Linked DNA regions of Homo sapiens: region 2 is linked to region 1. A link is an interaction called in ENCODE POLR2A ChIA-PET data of the cell type or tissue named here. Cell type or tissue: K562. All regions are shown on one strand.

Region 1 (5,000 bases):
ACCAAACAACAACCCCAATTGCAGTTGCTGTGTCCCACATGGTAACTTTGTAAAACAGTTTATTATAGCCCCCGGGTGTTGGTGTACGCCATTAATTTGGTTTGTGAATGTTATTTTCCATCCCAAATAGATCAGAAGGAGAATCAGAAGCAGGATCATTTGCATCCACATGGGAAGGACAACAATGTTTGTTTATGGGCTTGTCCCAAGATTATGTTTTTTTGTTTTGTTTTGTTTTGGAGATAGTCTCACTCTGTCACCCAGCCTGGAGGGCAGTGGCACAATCTCAGCTCACTGCAACCTCCGCTTCCTGGGTTCAAGCAATTCTCCTGCCTCAGCCTCTTGAGTAGGGGGATAACAGGTGCACGCCACCACGTCCAGCTAATTTTTGTAATTTTAGTAGAGATGGGGTTTAGTCATGTTGGCCAGGCTGGTCTCGAACTCCTAACCTCAAGTGATCTGCCCACCTTGGCCTCCCAAAGTGTTGGGATTAGAGGCATGAGCCACCATGTCTGGCCAGTTCTGCCTTCTTAACATTTTTTGTTTTTTGTTTTTGAGATGGAGTTTCGCTCTTGTTGCCCAGGCTGGAGTGCGATGGTGCAATCTTGGCTCACTGCAACCTCCGCCTCCCAGGTTCAAGCAATTCTCCTGCCTCAGCCTCCCAAGTAGCTGGGATTACAGGTGTACACCACCATGCCCAGCTAATTTTGTATTTTTAGTAGAGACAAGGTTTCACCATGTTAGTCAGGCTGGTCTCGAACTCCTGACCTCAAATGATCTGCCTGCCTCGGCCTCCCAAAGTGCTGGGATTACAGGCGTGAGCCACCATGCCTGACTCCAGGATTATGTTAACTCTCTGGCCCTTTGTCATAATATACTCTGAAGGCATCTTGACTACATGAACATTCTGAAGAACATCATATTAGCTCCAAAGCAAGCTTCAAAGCAAGTGGCCCAGTCTACTGTATATGTATAACATCATGCTAATCATACGGGAAGAGCAAGAAGTATCCTTGGAAAGATACATGTATTCAGAGAGTGGGAAATAAAACCCTGCAAAGTTTCAGGAAATTTCTACATTGGTTAAGTTTTTAGAGGTCCAGTGGTCTGAGACATGCTGGGATATCTATCCAAAGTCAAGGTCAGATATTGCATCTCATGCCTCCCACCACTAAGAAAAAAAGAAGTGCGATGCCAATCTTCTTAGGACTCTGGAGCAATATTTCACAGTTAGGAATACAACCCTGACCAATTTACTAGCTGACACTGAAAGACATCAACTTTGAGTGGGGCCAAAAGCAGAAAAGGCCTCTGCAGCCTTGTGACCTAGCAGAACGTAAGAGACTGGAATGTCTGTGGTTGGAGAAGATGTTGGTTTTGGTTTGGCAAGCTCTCAGAGGAGAATCATAATGTAGGCCCCTGAAGCTCTGGAGCAAATCCATGCCATCTGCAGCAGGAAAATACCCACCACTTGAAAAGCAGCTCTTGAAATGCTCCTGGGCTCCGGTAGAGACACAGAACCTGACTATAGGACATCAAGTAACCAAGTGGCCAGAACTAACCATCAAAAGCTGGGCTCTGTCAGATCCTCCATGTCATTAGGAAGAGTGGGCCCAGCAAGAACATATTGTGGCGACAGAGTGAGACCCTGTCTCAAAAAACAAAACAAAACAACAACAACAACAAAAACATTGTAAGATAGAGGTGGCATCTTTGATATCAGGCATAAGCAGGATCAGAGGGCAAAGCAAGCTTCAAAGCAAGTGGCCCAGACTCCCAGGTCACTCAGCAGTGTTGCACTGACATCTCTCTTCAGCTCTCACCTATGGCCCTGTCAGGGATCCCTGTGACTTGCTGACAGGGAAGGCAAAAGCCCAAGCTTTGCTCACAGATGGATTGGCATGGTAAACGGGGAAAAGCCAAAAAAGAGAATCCTGCTGCATTGCAGCCTCACTCAGAAGCAGCTCTGGAAGATAGTGGTGAGGGGAAATCCTTCCAGGGACAAAGATTTGGACAGTATATCTGGTCATCCCCTTTGTGTGGAAAGAGAAGTAGCCCTACATGAGAATATTCACATGGGCAGAATATTCACACAGTCACATAGTCAGTGGCAAATGCCCCGGTTGGTTCGTCAAGGGCTTGAGAAGAAAGAGTGAAAGAACAAGGACAAAAAGGTCTGAGAGCCAGGGCATGGTGGCACACGCCTGTGGTCCAGCTTGGGAGGCTGAGGTAAGAGGATTGCTTGAGCCCAGGAATTCAAGGCTTCAGTGAGCTATGATTGCAGCCCTGCACTCCAGTCTGGGCAACAGAGTGAGACTCTGTAACGATAGGAGTGGTCTTGAAGTGTACGATCTTTGTACAACATGTTATGCCCACCAGAGAGCATCCATTACAAAGGAAGCATTGAACAGATAAGTAGACAGAATGACTCAGCCATTGTCATCAGCCACCCCAGCTCTGAACAATGGGTACAATGAATGGAGTAACTGGTCGTAGAGATGGAGGTGATGCATGGGCCCACCAGCATGAGCTCTGTGATGACTAATTTTAGGTGTCAACTTGACTGGATTGAGGGACGCCTCCATGGCTGGTGAAGCATTGTTTCTGGATATGTCTATGAGGGTGTTTCCAGGGGAGATTGACATATGAGTCAGTAGACTGAGCTTTAAAATCCCCTCTTCTTCTCTCTCTCTCTCTCCCTCCAGTATATCCTATTGGTTCTGTCTCTCTGGAGAACCCTGACTAATACAAACTCCTACTCACCAAGGCTGAAATAGCTATGGCTGCTGCCAGTGTTCAATCTGTCATTAATAAACGCCAGGGCTAAGCCCCCATATGGTTCTATCCCACGAGAAGAACAAGCAGCCGTTCAGGGACAAGTTGATGACATTATACCCCACCACCTTTGACTGAAATTGACACGTATTCTGAATATAGGTTTGCCTTTCCTGCCCATAGGGTCTGCCCGTAACTAGTACCACTCTCCAAGGACTTACAGAGTGTTTGATCCATCAACATGAAGTCTGGCCGGGCACGATGGCTCACACCTGTAATCCCAGCACTTTGGGAGGCTGAGGCGGTTGGATCACTTGAGGCTAAGAGTTTGAGATCAGCCTGGCCAATGTGGTGAAACCCCGTCCCTACTAAAAATACAAAAATTAGCAGGGCATGGTGGTGCGCACTTATAATCCCAGCTACTTGGGAGACTGAGGCAGGAGATTTGCTTGAACTTGAGAGGCAGAGGTTGCAGTGAGCCAAGATCATGCCAATGCACTCCATCCAGGGCCACACAGTGAGACTCCAACAACAATAACCAAAAAAAAAAAAAAAAAAAAAACATGGAAAACAATGAAATCTGAATTACATTACTCTAAAAGATCAACATTACAGCAGTGGGGATATGGCAGTGGGCATGTGACAAAAGGATCTACTGATCTTTCTTTTTTTTGAGATGGAGTCTCTGTTGCCCAGGCTGGAGTGCAATGGCACAATCTCAGCTGACCTGCTACCTCCACTTCCCAGGTTCAAACAATTCTCCTGCCTCAGCCTCTCAAGTAGCTGGGATTACAGGCACCCGCCACCACGCCTGGCTAATTTTTGTATTTTTAGTAGAGACAGGGTTTCACTATGTTGGCCAGGCTAGTCTTGAACTCTTGACCTCAGGTGATCTGCCTGCCCCCAAAATGCTGGGATTACAGGCATGAGCCACTGTGCCAAGTTCTTTTTTTTTTTTTTTTGAGACGGAGTCTCACTCTGTCACCCAGGCTGGAGTGCAATGGCGCGATCTCGGCTCACTGCACACTCCGCCTCCTAGGTTCAAGCGATTCTCCTGCCTCACCCTTCTGAGTAGGTGAGATAACAGGCGCATGCCACCAAGCTTGGCTAATTTTTGTATTTTTAATAGAGACAGTGTTTTGCCATGTTGGCCAGGCTGGTCTCGAACTCCTGACCTCAAGTGATCCACCTGCCTCGGCCTCCCAAAATGTTGGGATTACAGGTGTGAGCCACTGTGCCTGGCCTTTTTTTTTTTTAGATGGAGTTTTGCTCTTGTTGCCCAGGCTGGAGTGCAGTGGCGCGAACTTGGCACACTGCAATCTCCACCTCCTGGGTTCAAGTGATTCTCCTGCCTCAGCCTCCTGAGTAGGTGGGATTACAGGTGCGCGCCACCGTGCACAGCTAATTTTTTGTATTTTTGGTAGAGATGGGGTTTCATCATGCTGGCCAGGCTGGTCTCGAACTCCTGACCTCAAGTGGTCCACCCACCTCGGCCTCCCAAAGTGCAAGGATTACAGGCATGAGCCACTGCGCCCAGCCTTGTTTTTTAAATTAAAGACAGTCTTGCTCTGTCAGCCAGGCTAGACTGCAGTGGCGTGATCATAGCTCACTGCAAGCTCAACCTCTTGGGCTCAAGCAATCCTCCTGTCTCAGTCTCCTAAAGTGCTGGGATTACAGGCGTGAGCCTCCATGCCTGGCCAGGAAGAATACTTTGGCATTCAGGTCATCCACTGGGATGCCTCTTGGTGCTACTGTGATCAATTCTAACAGTAAATAGAAAAGAATTCTAACAGTAAATAGAAAAGTATAGCAGCCACATGGTAACCAAAGGCACTCTCAGGATTTAGGGTCTGGGTCACTCTGCTACCCAGCTCTCTAGACCAGCAGAAGTGCTAGCCAAAGGTGAGGAGAATCTGGCATTAGTGGTACAGGAGGGGATAATGAGAAGTTCTTAGAACCTCAAAACTAATTGCAGCAGTAAAAAGGCTATAAACTTTTCCACTTAATCCTTCTCTCAAAGTTCCCCCAGGAAATGAAACCAATCAGAACGCTATAGATGCTTTTCCCCAACAGGGCAAACTAACTATAAGAAGAATGAATTGGGTCGGGCGCGATGGCTCACGCCTGTAATCCCAGCACTTTGGGAGGCCGAGGCAGGTGGATTACCTGAGGTCAGGAGTTCAAGACCAGCCTGGCCAACATGGTGAAACAACATCTCTACTAAA
Region 2 (5,000 bases), 250 kb before region 1:
TTAGAGTCATGGCAATGCTAAGATACCCAGTAGAGGTGGATAAGGTTTCCCTGGCTTGTGTGGGAACCTCGAGTTAATTTTGTTCCTGAATTAAGCTTCTAATTCCTTAAGGGTAGGTTTGCCCCTATCCAGCTGCTCTTTCTGTTGCCAGAGGCCATTTACTGCGTTTGTCCCTGGCAGGAAGTTAAATTTAGGGGGTCCTCAGCCAGACTCCCCATGGCTATAAAGGAGACTTGGCCTAAACTAGCCCCCTTGGTTTGGGCAGAGAGGGAGTCTGGTCAGGCTGCATTTGGCACCGTGGCTCAGGAATGCTGGGAATGTCAGTAGCGTAGGCTTCTTTCTCCCAGCCTGCCATGTGGAGCCCTACAGCCCACGCCTGGACTGAGAAGGTGGCAGGTTCCCAAGGGAGAGGTGGGGAGAATTGGTCTTTGAGGGGCTCTTCTGGAAGTGGTGTGGGTAGATTCTTGCCAGTACCCTTTTACTCTTGGGTTCTGGAGATACAGTCTAGTTTTTATACTTCTTCCCTACTGAACTCTGCTTTTTTCACTTCAGTGTCATTGTGATGAGGTGATCCCTTCCTCAGCCGATTCTGGAGTTTGAAAAGCAAGCTTGGAGGACTGTTCTGGGTCCAGGGAGAACTTGAAGTCTAGAACTTGTATAGGCAGTGCAGGAGATGAGGAGTCCCCCTTCGCTGTTAGCCAAGTTTGGCTGTGCTAGGTTTCCTGGTTTGTACTCTCGAGGAAAGAAAGAAAAGGTTTCAGTCTGCTTCTCGGAAAGGGTCTTCCCAGGGACTGTTTTTCTTCCAGTTTAGAATTTGTTGTGAAGCTGCTTGGTTAGATGCTGACCTAAGTTGGGCTTTTATGTGTGTGTAGGGGGTGGGGGTGGGAAGCAAAGGGGCTAGAAGTCTTGGGGGGAAGAGGACAGGCAAAATCTGGCTTTTCCCAGAGTCACCCATTTTGATTGCTCTTATTGCTCTTTTCCCTTCAGGAGTCATACCCTGCTGTGCCCCCCATCTGGTCGGTGGAGTCTGATGACCCTAACTTGGCTGCTGTCTTGGAGAGGCTGGTGGACATAAAGAAAGGGAATACTCTGGTGAGGGGGCCACAGGGTAGGGGTACATTTTGTTCTTATGAGGCCCATGCCACAAAGGCATCCTGTGAAAGGGATCCTGAAAAGTGGACGGTACACAGCTAAACATTTAGGGGATGACCTCTCGGGGGAGTTGCTTACTGAAGCCAGAGGGAGACCCTGCATCGGCCCTGGGATTGGTCCATCAGGAGACTCATTCCCACAGCCACGTGGCCCATAAGGCTTAGAGAACTAGTTATTGGTGTGGGGCCCAAACTAAGAGCTCATCCATGCACTTATCCAGATCGGAGTGGGGAAGGATTTGATGTCTCTGTGCTCCCCTACCTGTAGCTATTGCAGCATCTGAAGAGGATCATCTCCGACCTGTGTAAACTCTATAACCTCCCTCAGCATCCAGATGTGGAGATGCTGGATCAACCCTTGCCAGCAGAGCAGGTGAGCAGCTGAGGAGCCTCGGGCCCTGTTGTGCAGAGTTGCCCCACAGGGTACTCAGTAAATAATTGAGACAAATCAGTAGTTTCTCTCCATCCCCACCGGCTCCCAAAAACATACACGTCTTATGACTCTCACCCTCGTTCTTCTCCAGATGGGAATCTTCTTTTGCTAAATGGGGCACTGGTAGCTTCATCTCTGATATCAAAATTCATTCTCATGGGCAGCATCCCAGATGTTGAAAGGGAGCGGGGGAATTTTTACCATTATCTTAGCAATAACAGTTGGTGGCCACTGGGGACCCAGGCCCCTTGGTGAGAACCAAGAATGCAATATCAGTCTAAAGAAGATCAAGTAAAGGAGGGGTTCTTAGGAGAATTAAACTAGGATTTAGGAGGTGGGTGACAGAGACAGCCATTTTGCTTTTCTTTTATTCTTTGGCAGTGATAGGCGAAAAATAATGGGCTGGTAGCAAAGCCATTCCCTGGGCTGTTGCTTCCACTCAGATCTGGCTGGTGGAGAGACTGGCAGCATTACAGGCAGGCGCACAACTTCCAGACCTGGGGGCTCAGGGGAGTAGGTTGGAGGCTGCATTCTAGCAAGCCACTGGGGCTCTGATCTCCATCTTTCCCTTCCTTGCTGCAGTGCACACAGGAAGACGTGTCTTCAGAAGATGAAGATGAGGAGATGCCTGAGGTAGGCTTGCCCCCTGAGGTGGCATTGGCTGGAAGCTCTTGCAGTCAGCAACATTGGTACCCATATCCAGAACTCCAGTCTAAAACTGGAGAGAGAAAAATATCAAAGGAATAAAGACAGATTTACTGACCTGGAGGAATAGCCAGTGTAGTAGAGGAGACAGGGCACCCATATCCAACCACTGAAGACAGGTGCAGCGCGGTTCAAACCAAATACTGGGTAAGTTAATTTCAAATGGCTTTGGAGTCCAACAAACCTGTGTTTGCATCCTAGCTATCCTAATTGAGGAATTTTATGTAATCTCACTAAGCTACAGTTTTCTTATCTATAAAGTAGGATTATAATACCTACTGCATATGGTTGTCTTGAGATTAAATGAGGTGTTATATATAAAATGCTTCAGATGATACATGATAAATGCTAAACAATCTATCTGATATATTCTCTAAAAACATACAGAATATAAAATCATGGTTAGGAATTTGAGCTTTAGAGCTAGACAGAACTTGACTGAATCTTAGCTCTGCTAAGAGCTGTGACTTTGGGCATGATAATTGACCTCACTAGACTCAGCTTCCGCATCTATAAAATGGATAATGATAGAATAATGAGTGATGGTGGTAAGAATGAAATGAGCTAGTATCTGCGGCACCTAGGACAGAACCTGGCATGTAATAAACACTCAGTAGACATTACCTGCTGGTGTGGTAATTAGGTATGTCCTGCCAGAAATGGGGAGATCACTCTGATTACTTTTATTTCCTAGCATTAGATTAATATCCCAGGTTCTATAACCGTGTAAGGTTCTTGAGACTGGCAAAGGGCTGACGACATGAAATTTACTCCTCCCAGATAGTGGACAGCCCTCTGGGCCACACCCCCAACATCTGGCTGAGGGGCTCAACCCTACATAGGTTCTCCTCCTTCCCTATGCTCAGTGAGCTAGTTGCTTGCTCACTTAGAGCAGGATGAATAAGGGGCTAATTCTGTTCTTGACCTCTTCCATATATCTCTCTGGACATCCTTTCTCATTTCCATCTGGCAGTGCGTGCCTCTGCATACCTGATTCATGCCTTGCATTTGTAGCGAGGAGAGGAGATGTAATGATTCAGGTTTCTCCTTTAGGCTTGGGGCCCTGAGAACTCCCGGGTGCAATAGTCACCTGGTGAAACATGAGCTTTGAGTCACAGGGTCAGGCCCAAGTCATTTCTGCTAGGAATTAGGGAAGAGTTTCTGCTGCCAAGGGAGTTTTAGGAACAGTTGGAGCAGGGTCAGTCCAGGAAACAAGAGGGCTAAGTCCCTGCCTCGATCTCAGCTGCAGCTCTGCTCGTTTCCGAAGTCCTTGCTGTAGCTTGAGAGCTGAAGATTTAGACTGTGGAGGGAATGGGGCTGGAAATTGTTCTAAAAATGGAAAGCACGTTGCGTTTATAAGACTGCTAGATGGACTGCTTCACTTTAACTTTTGGCTCTTCGCCAAATGGGACTGGGAAGGTGATGGTCATTCTCTAACCTGTGTCGGTTTTTTTCCTTTTCTTTTCACTCCCACCCCACACCTCCTCCAGGACACAGAAGACTTAGATCACTATGAAATGAAAGAGGAAGAGCCAGCTGAGGGCAAGAAATCTGAAGATGATGGCATTGGAAAAGAAAACTTGGCCATCCTAGAGAAAATTAAAAAGAACCAGAGGCAAGATTACTTAAATGTACGTGCCTTCTAGAGAGAGGCTGGTGAAGGGGTTGGTGGGAAATGGCTGGGAAGTAGTAGGCCATCGCATCTCAGTATGGAGAGCAGACTCCTTTTTTGTGCCTAATCCTTTCTTAAATCCTGGGCAAGCTGCCAGACTGCCCCTAAGGTCTAACGTGTGTTTATAAACCACACGACCAAGGAATGTTCCTGTCATCCGTCCCTCACAGGGTGCAGTGTCTGGCTCGGTGCAGGCCACTGACCGGCTGATGAAGGAGCTCAGGGATATATACCGATCACAGAGTTTCAAAGGCGGTGAGTTTGCCCCAGAGAGGGGCCTGCACAAGAGTCACCCATAAAGAAGGGTATGGTGGCAAGGGGCCCAAGAGGTTCTGGGGTCCAGGAGTGCTTATGAACTTTTCAGGCCAAGAATGGAGCTCCTCAAGCCAGTGGCTTGGTTGCATGTCCATCTGTGGTGAACCTAGAGCTGTTGATCTTTTTCTCTCAGTCTGGGAAAGGGGTCTGCATTAGAGACCACTCACCACCTGGACCATTCTACTAACACCTGTTTTTTCCCTCCTTCCAGGAAACTATGCAGTCGAACTCGTGAATGACAGTCTGTATGATTGGAATGTCAAACTCCTCAAGTGAGTGGGGACTCTGGGATTGGAGAGGAAGTTGAGGAGGAGTGTGAGTGGGGCTACTGTGGTGGGATCTCCAGGGCAGCCCCATCCAGCATTTTCATTCAGGGTCCCGGAGCGGGTGTGGGCAGTGGTTTCGTGGTCTGCTGCCAGCCAGGGCAGGGGAGCCCTTATGAAGCTCCTGAGGTGGAACCAGGCATCTGAGCCCAGGCTTGTTGCTTCTTAGAGTTGACCAGGACAGCGCTTTGCACAACGATCTCCAGATCCTCAAAGAGAAAGAAGGAGCCGACTTCATTCTACTTAACTTTTCCTTTAAAGTAAGACTTTTCTTTTCCAGTCTCTCCCTCTGGCCTAGGCTGCCCAGTCTGCCTGACAGTCCTGTGGAGGATGCTGGCCTCCCTCCCCTGATTGTCGTCTCTCTCTCTCTCAGGATAACTTTCCCTTTGACCCACCATTTG

The links. Peaks named below come from ENCODE experiments on the same cell type or tissue, not always from the same donor. Only the 100,000 strongest peaks of a DNase experiment are listed, where the experiment ranks them.
Region 2: POLR2A ChIA-PET joins it to region 1 with 5 read pairs; 2 of 35 experiments call an interaction of 5 or more read pairs at or near these places.

The regions. Positions count from the first base shown.
Region 1 is chr1:154,302,706-154,307,705 of GRCh38, reverse strand. No RefSeq gene overlaps it. Among named protein-coding and RNA genes, the nearest start is that of AQP10, 16 kb to the left of the region's middle. In K562, no CTCF peak of the experiment used is centred here; no DNase peak of the experiment used is centred here.
Region 2 is chr1:154,551,952-154,556,951 of GRCh38, reverse strand. UBE2Q1 (ubiquitin conjugating enzyme E2 Q1) reads left to right here. Exons shown (of 13, transcript NM_017582.7): 2 at 988-1,092; 3 at 1,420-1,524; 4 at 2,167-2,217; 5 at 3,780-3,920; 6 at 4,132-4,216; 7 at 4,488-4,548; 8 at 4,769-4,859; 9 at 4,973-5,000. UBE2Q1-AS1 (UBE2Q1 antisense RNA 1) reads right to left here and starts at 3,343. Exons shown (of 2, transcript NR_046668.1): 1 at 3,280-3,343; 2 at 1,924-2,302. In K562, no CTCF peak of the experiment used is centred here; no DNase peak of the experiment used is centred here.